3 separate regions of the Mus musculus genome follow, and regions 1 and 3 are each linked to region 2. A link is a loop called in an ENCODE intact Hi-C map of the cell type or tissue named here. Cell type or tissue: left cerebral cortex. All regions are shown on one strand.

Region 1 (5,000 bases), 110 kb before region 2:
ACCTCCCACACCCACACAGTGTAAGAGACTGAACCCACAGAACCACCTGAGCTGCATCCTTAGCCCCAATTATACTTCTGTCACACTTTATACCTAGATCAGCAAGTTAGAGGCAGGCAGATAGACAGACAGAGAGACACACACTCAGAGATAGATATATGTAGGGGAAGGCAGAGAGATAGAAGAGAGCACGCACTAAGTGGGAAGAGTGGGTTTTTGTAACATCAGAGCCCATACCCATTGACACAATTCTTCCAATACAGCCATACCTCCCAATCTTTCTCAAACAGTCCTACCAACTGGGTGTCGCGCCCGCTCTCGACCAGCAAGAACGACGCGACCACCAGTCCTTCTAACAGCAGTTTATTCAGTCCTGATTCTTCTTGTTTATATCTCCCCCGAACCCTGGGCCTCTCACTCCTTTTATACTCTCATCCACGCACCGCAGGCCACGCCCCCTCGCCAGTCACGAGGCTTCAGCTAATCAGGGCAGCAGGGGCAAATCTCCACCAAATTGGATTCACCTGTATCCTGGTACACCTGCGCAGCACTCAAGATGTTTGTGTCTTATATGAGGAAGTCAGGTGCAAGTCATATGACTTAGCTGCAGTCCCTGGCGCCTTTGGGACTGCCGCCACACCCGCTCCCCACAACTGGGGAGCAAGCACTTAAATATATAAGCCTGTGGAGCCATTCTCATAGAAATCATACCTTGGTTCTTTAAATTAGAAGCAAGGAGCACACATTTATCAAGTTCTCAGCTCCATACTGAATACTTTATATCATTTATACTTAGATACTCTGATTTCTGTTCCATTCCCACAGACAAGAGGTTCTCAACCAAGTCTGGTTTGGTCTTAGGAGGACAAAGAGAAGATGCTACTAAAGAGAAGCCAAGGCGGGCTGGAGAGAGCTCATTGATTAAGAGCACTTACAGAGGACTCCAGTTGGATTCCTAGCACCCAGGTGGCAGCTCACTGTTGTCAGTATCTTCAGTTCCAGGGGATCTGATGCTTTCTGGCCCTGGGCGCCGGGCACATATGTCATGCACACATGAGGCAAAACACCCATACACATGAAATAAAGCTACATCTTAAAAAGAGAAGCCAAGCCGGGCGGTGGTGGCGCACGCCTTTAATCCCAGTACTTGGGAGGCAGAGGCAGGCGGATTTCTGAGTTCGAGGCCAGCCTGGTCTACAGAGTGAGTTCAAGGACAGCCAGGGCTACACAGAGGAAATAAATAAAGCCAAGGATGCTAGAAAATACCCTACAGTTTTTAATAAAGCCCCACAAATAAAGTCCTATGCAAAAATGTTGTTAGTATCACAGTTGAAAACTGCCCCAGACAGGAATGTGTAATGGTTTGGTTTGGTTTGGGTTTTGAGAACTCTATAGAGTAGCTATACGCTGATTGACCTGGACAGTTCTGAGCTATGTCCTAATTGCTAAGCAGATCCAGCTGCTCTCACTGAGTGTGAGTTGACAGGTTAGCTGCAACTTCACAGCGTGGCTTAAAAGAGTTGCCTCCGGTTTTCCTCTGAATTCGCTATGAAAATCTATTCTGTTGCTGAGGGTGGAGCTTAGGTGGTAGAACATTTGCTTGATACAAAGCTATATAAGCGGTGATTAGGCATCTGGAATCTCCATGCTTTGCAGGTAGAGACAGGAAGATGAGAATTTAAAGGTTTTCCTTAGGTATATAGTGAGTTCAGGGCTAGCCTGGGCTACATGAGACCCTATCTCAGAAAATGAAAATTAAACTATCTCAGCAGATTTGTTGTTACCATATCATTAGTTACTTAGTCACAAATATAATGGTGGATTCTACTTCTTTTATAAGTCTGTCTGAAACATTTAACACTTACTCTTTTAGAATGTATTGTCTGCTTTCTTGCTGACTCTCTGTTGCCTTTGCTGGTTCTCATTTCTCAGTCTTAGCTTGGACTGAGTTGTCTCCTGCCTTCAGTCTCTTGAGTGCTGGCACCTGTGCCACTGTGCCTGTCTATGTCTACAGTCCTAACATCCGAGAGTCCTCAGACAGTTGGCACAGGCATGTGGGGTGATTGTGTCCAGTCTTAAGCCATGAAATTCATTAGGATATAGGTAACTCCAGTTTTATATCTCTAGCCAGGACTGCCCTCCCAAATACCAAGCTGCCCTTTGGCATCTTTGCCTGGGTACAAATGTAGCACCCTGTCTTGGGGTTTTTATTGCTGTAGTAAAATACCACAACCAAAATCAGCTTGGGAAAGAAAAGGTTTATTTCACTTTACAGTCTGGAGCATTCTGTAAGGCAGTCTGTACAGGCAGGCACTAGAGCTGAGGCCCTGAGGTGTGCTGCTTACTGGCTTGCTCTGTTCACCTTGCTTAGCCTGTTTTCTTATAGCACCCAGGACCACCCACAGCGAGCTGGGCCCTCCCACATCAATCATCATTGAAGAAAATGCACCATAGACTTCTCATCTCACAGGCCAATCTGGTGTGGACAGTTTTCCCAGTTGAAGTTCCCCCTTCCCACACTCAAACTTGTGTTACGTTGATATAAAATTGATTGGCACACACTTTAAGTTTAAGGTATCCAAAACTGAACTTAAGTTCCCCAGCCTTCTCCTTTAGTTATTTCTTATTTAAGTGATCAGTACCCCCTCTGGTTCATGTCAAAACACAGACCTTGGCATTCTTTTGAGTTCTATGAATAGGTGTGTGTGTTTCACCTTCAGTTAATCAAATCCACTTGGATTTACTTTTCAACATTTAACCACATTTAACCACAATCCTCTTTCCTTTTAAGCTGAACCAAATTAGTGGCTTATCTTCAGAATGCCCTAATTCCTTCCTCTCCCCCTACAGTAGTCTTTTGTACTGAAGGCCTGTGGCCATAACCTTAGGGTTTGTATGTCTAGCTCACTTTATGCAGCTCCTCCAGCTAGCGACTCAGGGCAGGGCTGCTCACAAAAGGTCATAAAGGTCATTGGGTTCATTTTTTCTTGCATGTCAGTAGATAGGGGATTAACATAGTCCTGTAATGATAAAGGGGGGTGACAAGCAGTCTTCCCAGCGACCTTTGGGGGGCAGGGGAGGAGGGTGTGTGTGCTGAGAAAGAGTACTGCCTGAAGGTTTCTTAAGTGGGAGAAGGGCAACGAATGCTTTGTAATGTAAGTGTCAACCCACCCCAACCAGCAAGGCTAAGTCTGTAGATAGGGCTGGGAAATCCTGAGGAGCTGTGGGGTGGGGGTGGGGTCTGACTGGGCAAGGCCTTTGAGCACAAGAGCAGTGCCAACAGATTGCTCGTCATTTTTATTACTAAGGTAAGGCATACATAGGTGAGATGGTTTTACAGTTTAAGCAAGTACAGATACTGTGAGGGAATATACCTGGTTTATGTTTTATGAATACTCTCTCTGGTCATGCTAAAGACTCAAGGATACTCCAGATCTTCACCTTTCCCATAGGGACAATTCAGACATTCCAGGTCCTTCCCTTCACGTGCTTGCTTTTGAATGCATTCACGTACCCTAGTGTATGCAATTCTTTCTAGAAGTACACCCGTGGGAAGACCATTCCGCAGTCTGCCCTATCCATGGTTCACAGTAAGTCGCACAGGCGCCCACAAAGTACCTGTCTGTGTTCTAGGCTTGCTTTTTTTCTGTGCATGATGTTGAGGTTGAGCCCAGGGTCTTGCGTGTACCGTGCAAGCACTCTGCCTTTCAGCTCTCCCTTGCCCTTGAGCCTCTCAAGTGCTAGTAAGCCTGCACCGCCATGTCCCACCCTGATGGTACCTCAGGCCACTACTGCTGCCTCCTCTTAGATCATTAACTTCTCCTTCTTTTCCTCTGAGACTTGGAAAGGAATGGGGGCTTCTGAGGGTCTTTTAGGCTTCCTACCACTATCATCACTGAGCCAGTTCACTGACTGCAGGCCCTGCTTTGACTGAATGTCATTTGAGTCTGCTGGTGTCGTAACTGCCCCAAAGAGAAAAATTATACAAAGTGGCTGTGGTGGTGCAAACCTGTTAAGCTCAGCCCTTGGGAGGGAGAGGCAAAAGAATCACATTCCAAGCCAGTTTGGGATACTGTCTTAGGGTTTCCATTGGTGCAGTGAAACATGACCAAAAGCAAGGTGAAGGCAAGGGCTCTATTTGGCTTTCACTTCCATAGTGTCGTCCACCCTTGAAGGAAGCCAGACAAGGCAGGGACCTGAGAATAGGACCTGATGCAGAAGTCATGAAGGGCACTGCTTACTGGCTTGCTCCACATGGCTTACTCAGCCTCCTTTCTTAAAGAACCCAGGATGACCAGCCCAAAGATGGCCCCACCCACAATGGGCTGAGCCCTACCCCATCAGTCACTAAGAAAATGTTCTACAGGCTTGCCTACAGCCTGGTGTTATGGAGGCATTTTCTCAACTTAGGGTTCTTCTTCTTGGGTGACTCTAGCTTGTATCAGGTTAACATAAAACTAGCCAGCGCAGATACACAGTGAGACCCAGTCTCATACCAAACAAAAGAGAAGACAAATTCCTTTCCTATCGAGCAGTTACTCTAACTCCATCCTCAGGCCATGCCTCCCTATTAGGTACTTTGCTTTTCTCAAATTATCCCACTGTCATGCTCAGCTGCCTTTGATACTCAGTTTCTGCTTTCCTCTCCTTATTCTTTGACTCACCATGGCCTTGTATTGTGTAGTCACAATTAGCCCTGCTGCCATCCTTCAGAGGCAGACACAACTGCAGGGAAAGGCATCCCCTGACGAGAGGAGTAAAAAGGCACGGAAGGAGGAGCTGAGGGAGGAAGGGCTTTCCCTCCCTTAAGAGCTGGAAACGCCAGGCTCAGTTCCCAGCATCCACATGGCAGCTCACACCTGTCTGTCTGTCTGTACCTCCAGTTCCAGGGAATCCATGGCACCAGACATGCACATGGTGATAAATACACATGCAGGCAAAACACCCATACATAAAATAAATACCCATACATGAAGCAAAATAAATCTCTTTTTACTGAG
Region 2 (5,000 bases):
GTTATGACTTGCCATGTGGGATTTTGGAATCAAACTCAGACCCTCTATAAGGGCAACAAGTGTTTTTTTTTTTTTTTGGTTTTGTTTTCTTTTTTTTTTTTTTTTGGTTTTTCGAGACAGGGTTTCTCTGTATAGCCCTGGCTGTCCTGGAGCTCACTTTGTAGACCAGGCTGGCCTCAAACTCAGAAGTCCGCCTGCCTCTGCCTCCCGAGTGCTGGGATTAAAGGCGTGTGCCACCACGCCTGGCTAACAAGTGGTTTTTAACATTGAGCTAACTCTCCAGCTTCTTGACAACCCTCCTCCCCCCACCCCCCTTTTTAAATGACAGGGTCTCTATATAGCCCTGGCTGTCCTGGACCTCACAGAGATCCTCCTGCCTCTGCCTCCCAAGTGCGAGCATTAAAGGTGTGAGCCAACATGCCCACCAGGCTCTCATAATATCCTTTAAAGAAAGAACTTAAAGTAGCTGGAGAGGTGGGTCAGTGATGAAGGAGCTGCCTGATTCTTCCCGAGGCTCTGGGTTTAAGTTCCATCTCTCATATGGCAGACCACAACTGTCAGTAACTCTAGTACGGGGGGTCCAACACTTCCAGGCACATACATGGTGCATATATATATATATATGCAGATAAAATACATAAAGATTAAATAATTTCTAAAGAAATAATTCAACATGCTCTTAATAACTTGCACACCACTCACTGAGCAATACTGCCTAAATTGCTATCCTGATGGGATATTAATAATAGGATAAAATAAGTTTACATAGATCTTTACAGTTCATTACATGGGTCTCATAGCCTTTGGTCTCTAATACCTTCCTTCAAACTAGACCACTTCATCATGGTCATCAGTAAAGTGTTCAACGGTCTGGACTGACCAACTTGCTGCCAGCGTTGCTATTTGGAGCTTTAGAACCTGTAAATTCATTGAACTTTAGTTGCCCGAAATATAAAACCGAGACCACAGACACAGTATACGGTCTACAGACACCAATTCTAAGATTCGAATTTTACTTTCTGAAATCGGATGTATCTTAAAAGGTTGACTACAGCTAATCACTTTACTGTAAGCGCTTATCCGTGACCCGCCTCTTTGGACTGAAGTGTAATATGAAAAAGCGAGAGGCTCCCTGTGACACTGGGCCGAGCATTCAGCCTGCGGACTGAGTTCCCACCTCGCCTTCCAGAGCCTGATCTCTGCCGCCGCGGCGCCATCGCTCTTGAAGGACGACGTCATCATCCCTTGCCCGGATGCGCGGGCTTCTTGTCTAGCACAGGAGCCTGGGGTAGAGCGCATGCAAATTACGCGCTGTGCTTTGTGGGAAATCACCCTAAACGAAAAATTTATTCCTCTTTCGAGCCTTATAGTGGCGGCCGGTCTACATCCTGAAAGTGGGCGGAGGAAGCTCATCAGCGGGGCCACGTGCTGAGTGCGTGTCACTCTTCGGCCCCTGGGAAGGTCTGAGACTTGGGCCTCCCGCGGCCCTAACCGGGCTCTCCCCGAGCGGGGAGGTGAGTTCCCAGAGAGCAGGGCTCTACGCTTGGGCAGACTGGGCAGGAGAAGCCCCGAGTCGGGGCGGATGCCTCCCTCGCCGGAGCGGATGCCTCCCTCGCCGGAGCTTGGAACAGACTCACGGCCAGCAGTGCGAGTTCAATGGCTGAGGTGAGGCACCTCCCGGGCCTCATAACCCAATTCAGACTACTCTCCCCCGCCCTCTTTTTTGATCGAGATCCTTTTGGAGTATTGACTCGAAAGGGTTTTATATATTTACTCTGTGTCTCAGCATTCAGTCAGTCATTCATTCATTTTGAACAGTTGTGACTGTATTGACCACAACCCTCTACTATAAAAAGACCAAGCTTGAGAGTTGTTCAAATATGGATTAAACCATAAAAATATAGAAGGGAGTTTGACAACATTTAGTGAAACATGATATGAACCCCCTCCCACTGTTGGATTTTTGGGGCTATACTTTAGCTATTTGTCTAGCAAAAATAAACGTAGTTCATACCTTCATGTAACTTGTTATTGGGAGAATATATATGTAGACTTATTACAAAACCAAAAAAATGAACCTGTAACTGTAATAAGTACTTAGGAAAAGCACATAGTATCATAATAGAGAAACAGGCTGGGAATTCCTCATGAAGTAAATGAGCAGAGTTGAGCTACAGCGAAGAACACTGAGAAAGGAGAAGCAATTGAGATAGGAGTGGAATAGGGCTCATACCAAGCCCAGCTTTCCTTACAAAGGCGCGAAGCTGTGACTTGACTAGTGTGTGGATGCCTCAGATCGATTAATGACCAAAACTGAAAAATAAAACTTTGATTACCATTTCCCGTCCCTCATCTCCTCCAGGTCTCCATCCAACTAACTCCATGTCCTCTTGAGCTTTCTTTAGAAAACAGGCAATTAAATTAAAAAATAAATAAATAAATAAATAAAAAGCACAAGTGATACGTACACAAACACATACAAACTCATTAAAAAAAAAAAAAAAAAAAAAAGCTGGGTGAGCCAGGCAGTGGTGGCGCACACCTTTAATCCCAGCACTTGGGAGGCAGAGACAGGTGGATTTCTGAGTTCGAGACCAGCCTGGTCTACAAAGTGAGTTCCAGGTCAGCCAGGGCTATACAGAGAAACCCTGTACAAAAAAAAAAAAAACAAAAAAAAAAAAAAACAAAACAAAACCTGGGTGTGGTGGCACACACTTTTAATCCCAATACTTGGGAGGCACAGGGAAGCAGATCTCTGAGTTCAAGGCTAACCTGGTCTAGAGGGTAAATTCCAGGACAGCCCAGGCTATATAGAAAAACTCTCTTGAAAAAAACCGAAAGAATAAAAAGAAAGAAAGAAAAAGCACAAGAGACATACATATATGCTCACTCTAACGGTGTGGGGGGCACGGGCACACGCACACACTCACATACCACACACACACATCCCATATCAGTAGGTGTACAGGGTACCTTCCAGTACTATGAAAATTAGTCAGTAGGGATGAAGGCTCTAGACAGGCACTAGCTCAACTGGTCCATATTCAATGAGGTATGACAGTATCAATGTTTAACAACAGGGCCTTGCCATCAGTTTGCAGAGAGCAAAGGATACTGGGTTCTTTGGGGGTTTCCATGGATCCCTTTTGGCAAACAACTCACTTAGATGTCACCCATCCCTGGTGGTTTCTCTTGGTGGTGACTGGTGTCTAGCTGAGGCTTTCTTTTCATACATGTACATGTTTTAAGAAGCTTCTACAGTAGCAGGCTCCCTTATGGATGACGCATGCTTATTTGTCACTTTCTGAGTCTCTATTCCCATTACCTTTCTTCTCCATCCCCCTCCCCATTTAATCCTCCAGCTCCATTCTCCCCTTGTTTCTCCATAGCTATATATTCTATTTCCCTTCCCTTGGGAGATCCTGTCCTCCCTCCCCTTCCTCATCCCTGACTCTATACCTAACCGTTGTGGTTATAATGGATTGCAGCATGCCTATGGAAGGATTAGAAGCTAACATTCACATATGTATTTGCCTTTTTGGGTCAGGGTTACCTCACTTAGGATGACTTTTCCCCCCAGCTCCATCGGTATATCTGTGATATTCAGAATTTCTTCGTCCTCTTTAGTTTCTCTGTGTAGCCTTGGCTGTCCGGGAACTCACTTTGAAGACCAGTCTGGCCTTGAAGTCAGAAATCCGCCTGCCTCTGCCTCTGCCTCCCAAGTGCTGGGATTAAAGGCGTGCGCCACCACGCCCTACCATCTTCCTTTTCTTTCTTTCCTCTTTCTCCTGCCCTTCCTCTTCTTCTTCCTTTTCCTCCTCTTCCATCTCCTCCTCCACCTCCTTCTTCACTTCTTCACAGACCTGGGGCTCACTCTGTAAATCAGGCCTTGAACTCAGAGAACCAAAGACAGAGGCTGCACTCACCCTCCGAGACCGCCCAGGTTAGCGCCGGGGTAGTAACGGTGCCTTTCCCAAAAAAAAAAAAAGAATACAGACGGATTTCCCCAGATTCAGGAACACTGTGCCCGAGGCAGAATGTATTGTTTCTGGGTCACCTGGTCTGGGGAAAGCTGGCAAACAAGGACTGCCGAGGCCCACGTGTATGTCTCTGTTGAATGTTGTGGGGCCACGACCTTGACACATTTGCGAACCTTTAGTGAACAGTGTCGTATTTGCTCAGACCATGTGTGAAACTAGATAGATAACGCTGAGGATAGGTGGTTTAACAAGCCCTAGGAGGGCTAACGGTGGCGCCTGTGTCCTAAAATACTTATAAGACGCTCTGAGAAGGACCAGGGTTTTTTAGCTTTGCGCAAGCCAATGTTCAAATTGTAGCGCCTGCGTCTGGAGTATCTGGAGATACTCTGCTCTGCTCGGAGGATAGTGTGAGCCATTCTGAGCTTCCTTTGTGAAGAGTGAACAAAATACACCCTAGTTGGTATACAGTAAATACTAGCTACTTTGCAAAAGCAAGCTGTGAGTTTATAATCTCCATTGCGGGTATTTTTGACTCATGAAAAGTTTTCTAATGACCTCGGTGTGTGGAACTCACAAGACTCCTGTTTTTCTCCTTGATACTAGTCTAAGCGTAACCGGTTTTTGGTGTTGGTGGCTTTTTGTTCTTTTTTTGACAAAAAAGTATGGTTCTAGCTGTCCTGGAACTCTTAGTAGACCAGGTTGGTGTCAAACTCAGATCTGCCCGCCTCAGCCTCCTGCGTGCTGGGATTAGAGGCATGGATTGCCACCCCTGGGCTAGATATTCTTTAAAGATTTATTTGTAATTAAGTCTGTTAAGTGTGGAGGCATAAAGTATGCAGGTGCCTTCTGAACCAGAAGAGGCTTTTTGACTTTTTGATCCCCTGGAGTTAACAATAGCAGTGAGCTGCCCAACATGGGTGCTGGGAATTGAGCTCAGATCTCTGCAAGGTCCATCTCTGCAGTCCTACTTAGTTGGTTATTTTTATTTTTTTGAGACTGGGTTTTGCTGTCCTGGAACTT
Region 3 (5,000 bases), 120 kb before region 2:
CTTGCTGCTGCTATTGCACTTCACCAGGGGCTGGCTCTGGCCTCAATACCCAGTCTCTTCTCCCCACATTTCTCGTCCTGTGGGGTGGGGTAAGCCACTGCTCTGTACAGAACTATAGGAACTGATGTGTATATATATAACTATTTAATATGGGATATGTTCCCCTAATCCTGTACTTCCCTGAATTCCTCCTTCCGATTTTACTTCCAGTTGCAGTATTGAACTGGGCTGAGGTAGGGTCACTGTCTTGGGAGAGGTTAGGGACTCATCTGTGCTTGTAAATAAATAATGTCATGACTCTAACCTTTCCCACTTAACAACTTTTGTGTATGAAAAAGGGAATATGTAGTTTTCACAAAGGGACAAAGAAAGCCAAGCTGAAAGTAGGGCCTTTTATTTCTCTTGGATTGTCTAAAGGAAACCAGAAGTTTGGTTTAATGTTTAAAATGAGGGAGCACATACAAAACCAAACACCTGAAGGCTAAAACACCAGACTTCTGCAGAGAGAGCCATCTCCCAGGCAGGAAGCTACTGCAGGAGGGTATCACAGTGCTAGGTAAAGGGTGATGGGACAGTGGTCACTGCCAAGAGCCTTGGACCGGATCTTGCTGTCACACAATGCAGGTAAAAGAGAGTGGGAAAGCAAAAAGTAATCAAGGCGCCAACCAACATTCTTAGAGCGGGCATTCATCATGTAAGTCCAGAAAGTGTAAGCGTAAGCAGTGTTGGGGTAGAGATGCCGGAAGCTGTCAGCCAATGGTACAGCTTGTAGCAGTTCCCCAAAACCTTGGCGCTCCTGGGGAGTAAAGCCAGCATTCTTTTTGTTTCCTTTGGGGTTACGGAGGTCAATTTCTTCATGAGCCACATTGAGATCCCCACATAGCACAAGAGGCTTTCTGGAAGCCAAGTCCTTTAGAAACTTTCGGAAGGCTTCATCCCAACGCTGTCGGTATTCCAGTCTTACCAGACCCCTGCCTGCATTGGGAACATAGGCTGTTACCAGGACAAAGGACTCAAATTCAGCCACAATCACCCGGCCTTCTTGATCATGTTCTTCCTCGCCTATAAAAATAAAAACCAGTGTAAAAATTTTAAGAAAGGTCTAAGAAAAAGTAGTAGAGTTAACTGAAGAACATTCAGACATGAATGTCATTAAGGTCTCACCAATGCCATAAGAGACTTTTAGCGGGCACTGGCGGGAAAGTAGGCCCACACCACTGTATCCTTCTTTGTCTGACGGAGCTGACCAGTACTGATGGGTGAGTCCAGGCAGCTCTTGCAGTTCAGCCGGGAGTTTGTTCTCCGAGCACTTGGTCTCTTGGAGGCACAAGATATCTGGTGCTTCTTCCTTTACCCACTGAATGGAAATGTGGAAAATTAAAATTTTATGTGCTACATGCTATACACAGAAGGCATTCGAGCAGCAGAATATAAACAAATCTTGTATGTGAGTGAGTGTCCGTTAGTCACCTGACTGGGGTGCTGGAAACCTAACTGGAACCTTCGGAAGCACAATGTGCTGTCAACTGCAGAACGCTCGCTCCCATTTGGATCTTAAGTAGTTACTGGGATTGAGGATATGCTAAGTAACCCAAAAGCGGGGGGGGGGGGGGCAAACAGTCTAGACTAGTTTTTTTAAAAAATGAAATGAGGGAGTTGTTGGGGTTTATATAGGCTTTTAGGAGCCCTCCACCAACCCCCCGGGGGGGCATCTACAGACGCGAAAAATAACGTTTCAAAGGAAACAAGATGATTGGTCCTTAAGACGAGTCAACCAAGAAAGGTCTACTTCCCGATTCTGAACTGTACTCACATCCAAACCTTTCTTTTTAATCCAGGCTCGAAGCCCATCCACATTCCAGGAGCATATCTTGAGTGTGGCAGATTTGCCACTGGGTGAGGTTTTCTGATCTGGAGGGTCCTCGTACAGGACAGGGCCCTCTCCCGCGGCCTCCTTCTCGGTTTTCTTTGCTGCCCCCTTACTCTTCTTGGTCTCTGGCTCTATAAAATGGGTAAAGTAGTAAGAGCTGGCAGTTCCAACCTCAGGCCAGAGTTAACTCTAACCTCATTAGGCGTTCTAATTACACAAACTTCTCGGAACCCAGCAACGTAACTTGGTCCATATTTACCGTAATTCATGGCGGTCTAGTAAAGCCCTGAACTTGCCTGGGGGGTGGGGTTGGGCACGCTTACCCGACTTGGGTTCTTCCCCGTCGTCGGCCGCCGCTTTCTTTCCCCGCTTTGGCATCGCTGTGACGAAAGCCCTTAGGCTCCTGGAGCACCGAAGCAGTGTTTACTGCGCTGCCTGCAGATAAGAAACGATGAAATCAAAACACAAGGAGAGGCAGCGAGGCGCCTCCCGTAGGCGTTTGCACACCCGGGGCTGCGGTTCTTCCGGCCTGGCCCGCCACGAGCAATGCAGCCCCTCGCCCGCGTTAGGCCCTTCAGCGAGCAGGGTCGCGAAACGCGCTAGAACAAGGTACCTGACCTCCCAACGAAGCCAGAGACCCTCACGGCACAAAGAATGGAGTCTGCCTGTTCCCACGTGGGCGATTGGTGTGGTCACGTGATTCGAGGGCTCCGCCCCCACGTGGTTCTGGAGCGCGATGATTGGTCCTCCTGGCACCTCGTGACATAACTTCTGGCGCCCGAAAGTCCCTTCGCTTGGTTCTGGGTTGTTCGTGGTAGTGCCGGTTACAGCTCGTCACTCGGCCTCACGACCGGGAGCCGTGAGGCACCATGCCCGCGGTGCTGGGGTTCGAAGGCAGCGCCAACAAGATCGGCGTGGGCGTGGTCCGCGACGGCACGGTGCTGGCGAACCCGCGGCGCACTTACGTCACGGCCCCGGGCACCGGTGAGTGGCTGCGGCCGCGCTTCCCGGCTCCTTGTCCAGTTTTGTTCTGTCCGATATTCCACACTGTTGCCTATGTCAGATTTTACAGGCTTCCCCACTCCAGACTCCCCTGATTGTGCGTTTGGTTGGTAACTTTTGACTAGAAGAGTCAGACACCTGGGGCTAGGTCACGTGGGTTCGTTCAGGTTTTGTTTTTGGGTTTTTTCATGCATTTTTTTGAGACAGGGTCTCTCCTTGTAACCTTTACTGACCTGGAACTTGCTGTGTAGACTCTTGACTGCTGGAATTAAAGGCATGAGCCACTACCCCCGGTTGTATTCTGATTTTATCGAGCAACTTTAATGAGCTAAGCATCCGAAAATATGTGTTCCGAGGCAGCGCTGTAGATGCACATAGAGATTGGTTTACACTGCACCGTGATAAATATAAAAGTAATCTACAACGAGGAGGGAAAGCTGGAGGAGTTCCTGTATTTTCGATCTGTTTTAGGTGTCTGTTTTTCGGTACTTTTAGAATGGAAATGGGTATCAGTGGGTTTGGACAGTTATGTGAAAAGCACCAGGCACTGCACGACTCTCAATATAGTTACAAGTTGTATTTTGCCTACCCTCTCCCAAAACTTGCACACACATATAACCTGCATGTACCTCTGAAGGCTCCCTAAGCAGGTGAAATGTTTCAGGTTACATAGTAGAAATATATGTGTGTTTAGGACTCACTCTTGTAGGCTCTAAAGCACAGAGGCTGAGATACGTGTGGTTAAAGGGAAGCTACTGACAGTTGTAGTGCTGTAGTTATCATATGTTAAGTCCAACGATATGACCTTTCATAGGGTTCTATGGAATTACAGGAAAAGTTAACAAAGAGTAGGAAGTTTGTAAAACTCAGATTGCTCCTGAACATTGTGTGTGGACCAGCACCATCTCTGAAACCCCAGTAGCCTATGTAGAGGTTGGAAAGCTAACAGAGTGTGTGGTGCAGTCTGTAATGGTGACACCTGGGAGACTGCGACAGGATCTGAGTTTAAGGCTGTCCTATGTTGTGACCTTGTCTCAAAAGTAGAGATTTGAAAAGAGAATATCTTGGGCTGGAGAAATGGCTCAGTGGTTAAGAGCACTGATTGCTCTTCCAGAGGTCCTGAGTTCAATTCCCAGCATTCACATGGTGGCTCACAACCATCTATAATAGGATCCAATGCCCTCTTCTGGTGTGTCTGAAGACAGCTACAGTGTACATACATAAAATAAATAAATCTTTAGAAAAAAAAGAAAAGAGGATGTCTTAAAACCTAGGCAAGTAGAGTATGTTTTTCTACATCGTTAAAACGTGTCTTTGTTGGTTTTTTACTTCTTTTTTTTTAATATTATTTTTATTACGTATTTTCCTCAATTACATTTCCAATGCTATCCCAAAAGTCCCCCATACCCCCGCCCCCCACTCTCCTACCCACCATTCCCACTTTTTGGCCCTGGCGTTCCCCTGTACTGGGGCATATAAAGATTGCATGTCCAATGGGCCTCTCTTTCTAGTGATGGCCGACTAGGCCATCATTTGATACATATGCAGCTAGAGTCAAGAGCTCCGGGATACTGGTTAGTTCATAATGTTGTTGCACCTACAGGGTTGCAGATCTCTTTGGCTCCTTGGATACTTTTTCTAGCTCCTCCATTAGGGGCCCTGTGATCCATCCCAGAGCTGACTGTGAGCATCCACTTATGTGTTTGCTAGGCCCCGGCCTAGTCTCACAAGAGACAGCTATATCAGGGTCCTTTCAGCAAACGCTTGCTAGTGTATGAAATGGTGTCATCGTTTGGGATGACTGTCTATGGGATAGATCCCTGGATATGGCAGTCTCTAGATGGTCCATCCTTTTGTCTCAGCTCCAAACTTTGTCTCTGTAACTCCTTCCATGGGTGATTGCTTCCAATTCTAAAAAGGGGCAAAGTGTCCACACTTTGGTCTTCATTCTTCTTCAGTTTCATGTGTTTTGCAAATTGTATCTTATATATCGGGTATACTAAGTTTCTAAGCTAATATCCACTTATCAGTGAGTACATATCATTTGAGTTCTTTTGTGATTGTGTTACCTCACTCAGGATGATGCCCTCCAGGTCCAACCATTTGCCTAGGAATTTCATAAATTCAT

What was found. Hi-C counts contacts between places; a loop is a spot of excess contacts. Peaks named below come from ENCODE experiments on the same cell type or tissue, not always from the same donor. Only the 100,000 strongest peaks of a DNase experiment are listed, where the experiment ranks them.
Region 1: a loop joins it to region 2, with 2.8 times the contacts of the local background. A loop is called at or near these places in 13 of 42 quality-filtered maps.
Region 3: it touches region 2 in a loop (4-fold over the local background); 22 of 42 quality-filtered maps call a loop at or near these places.

What each region holds. Positions count from the first base shown.
Region 1 is chr14:50,909,517-50,914,516 of GRCm38, reverse strand. No RefSeq gene overlaps it. Among named protein-coding and RNA genes, the nearest start is that of Osgep, 13 kb to the left of the region's middle. In left cerebral cortex, no CTCF peak of the experiment used is centred here; no DNase peak of the experiment used is centred here.
Region 2 is chr14:50,804,165-50,809,164 of GRCm38, reverse strand. It overlaps Parp2 (poly (ADP-ribose) polymerase family, member 2), which reads right to left and starts at 1,249. Exons shown (of 16, transcript NM_009632.3): 1 at 1,178-1,249. The coding sequence starts at 1,217. It also overlaps Rpph1. In left cerebral cortex, no CTCF peak of the experiment used is centred here; DNase peaks (open chromatin) are centred at 1,375 and 2,196; H3K4me3 peaks cover 1,747 bases; H3K27ac peaks cover 1,234 bases.
Region 3 is chr14:50,922,518-50,927,517 of GRCm38, reverse strand. It overlaps Osgep (O-sialoglycoprotein endopeptidase), which reads left to right and starts at 2,625. Exons shown (of 11, transcript NM_133676.2): 1 at 2,625-2,854. The coding sequence starts at 2,740. It overlaps Apex1 (apurinic/apyrimidinic endonuclease 1), which reads right to left and starts at 2,569. Exons shown (of 5, transcript NM_009687.2): 1 at 2,489-2,569; 2 at 2,194-2,305; 3 at 1,814-2,001; 4 at 1,165-1,357; 5 at 330-1,062. The coding sequence starts at 2,248. The coding sequence ends at 545. Pip4p1 (phosphatidylinositol-4,5-bisphosphate 4-phosphatase 1) reads left to right here. Exons shown (of 7, transcript NM_001033271.5): 7 at 1-303. RefSeq lists a promoter at 2,377-2,849. In left cerebral cortex, no CTCF peak of the experiment used is centred here; DNase peaks (open chromatin) are centred at 1,483 and 2,611; H3K4me3 peaks cover 2,443 bases; H3K27ac peaks cover 1,561 bases.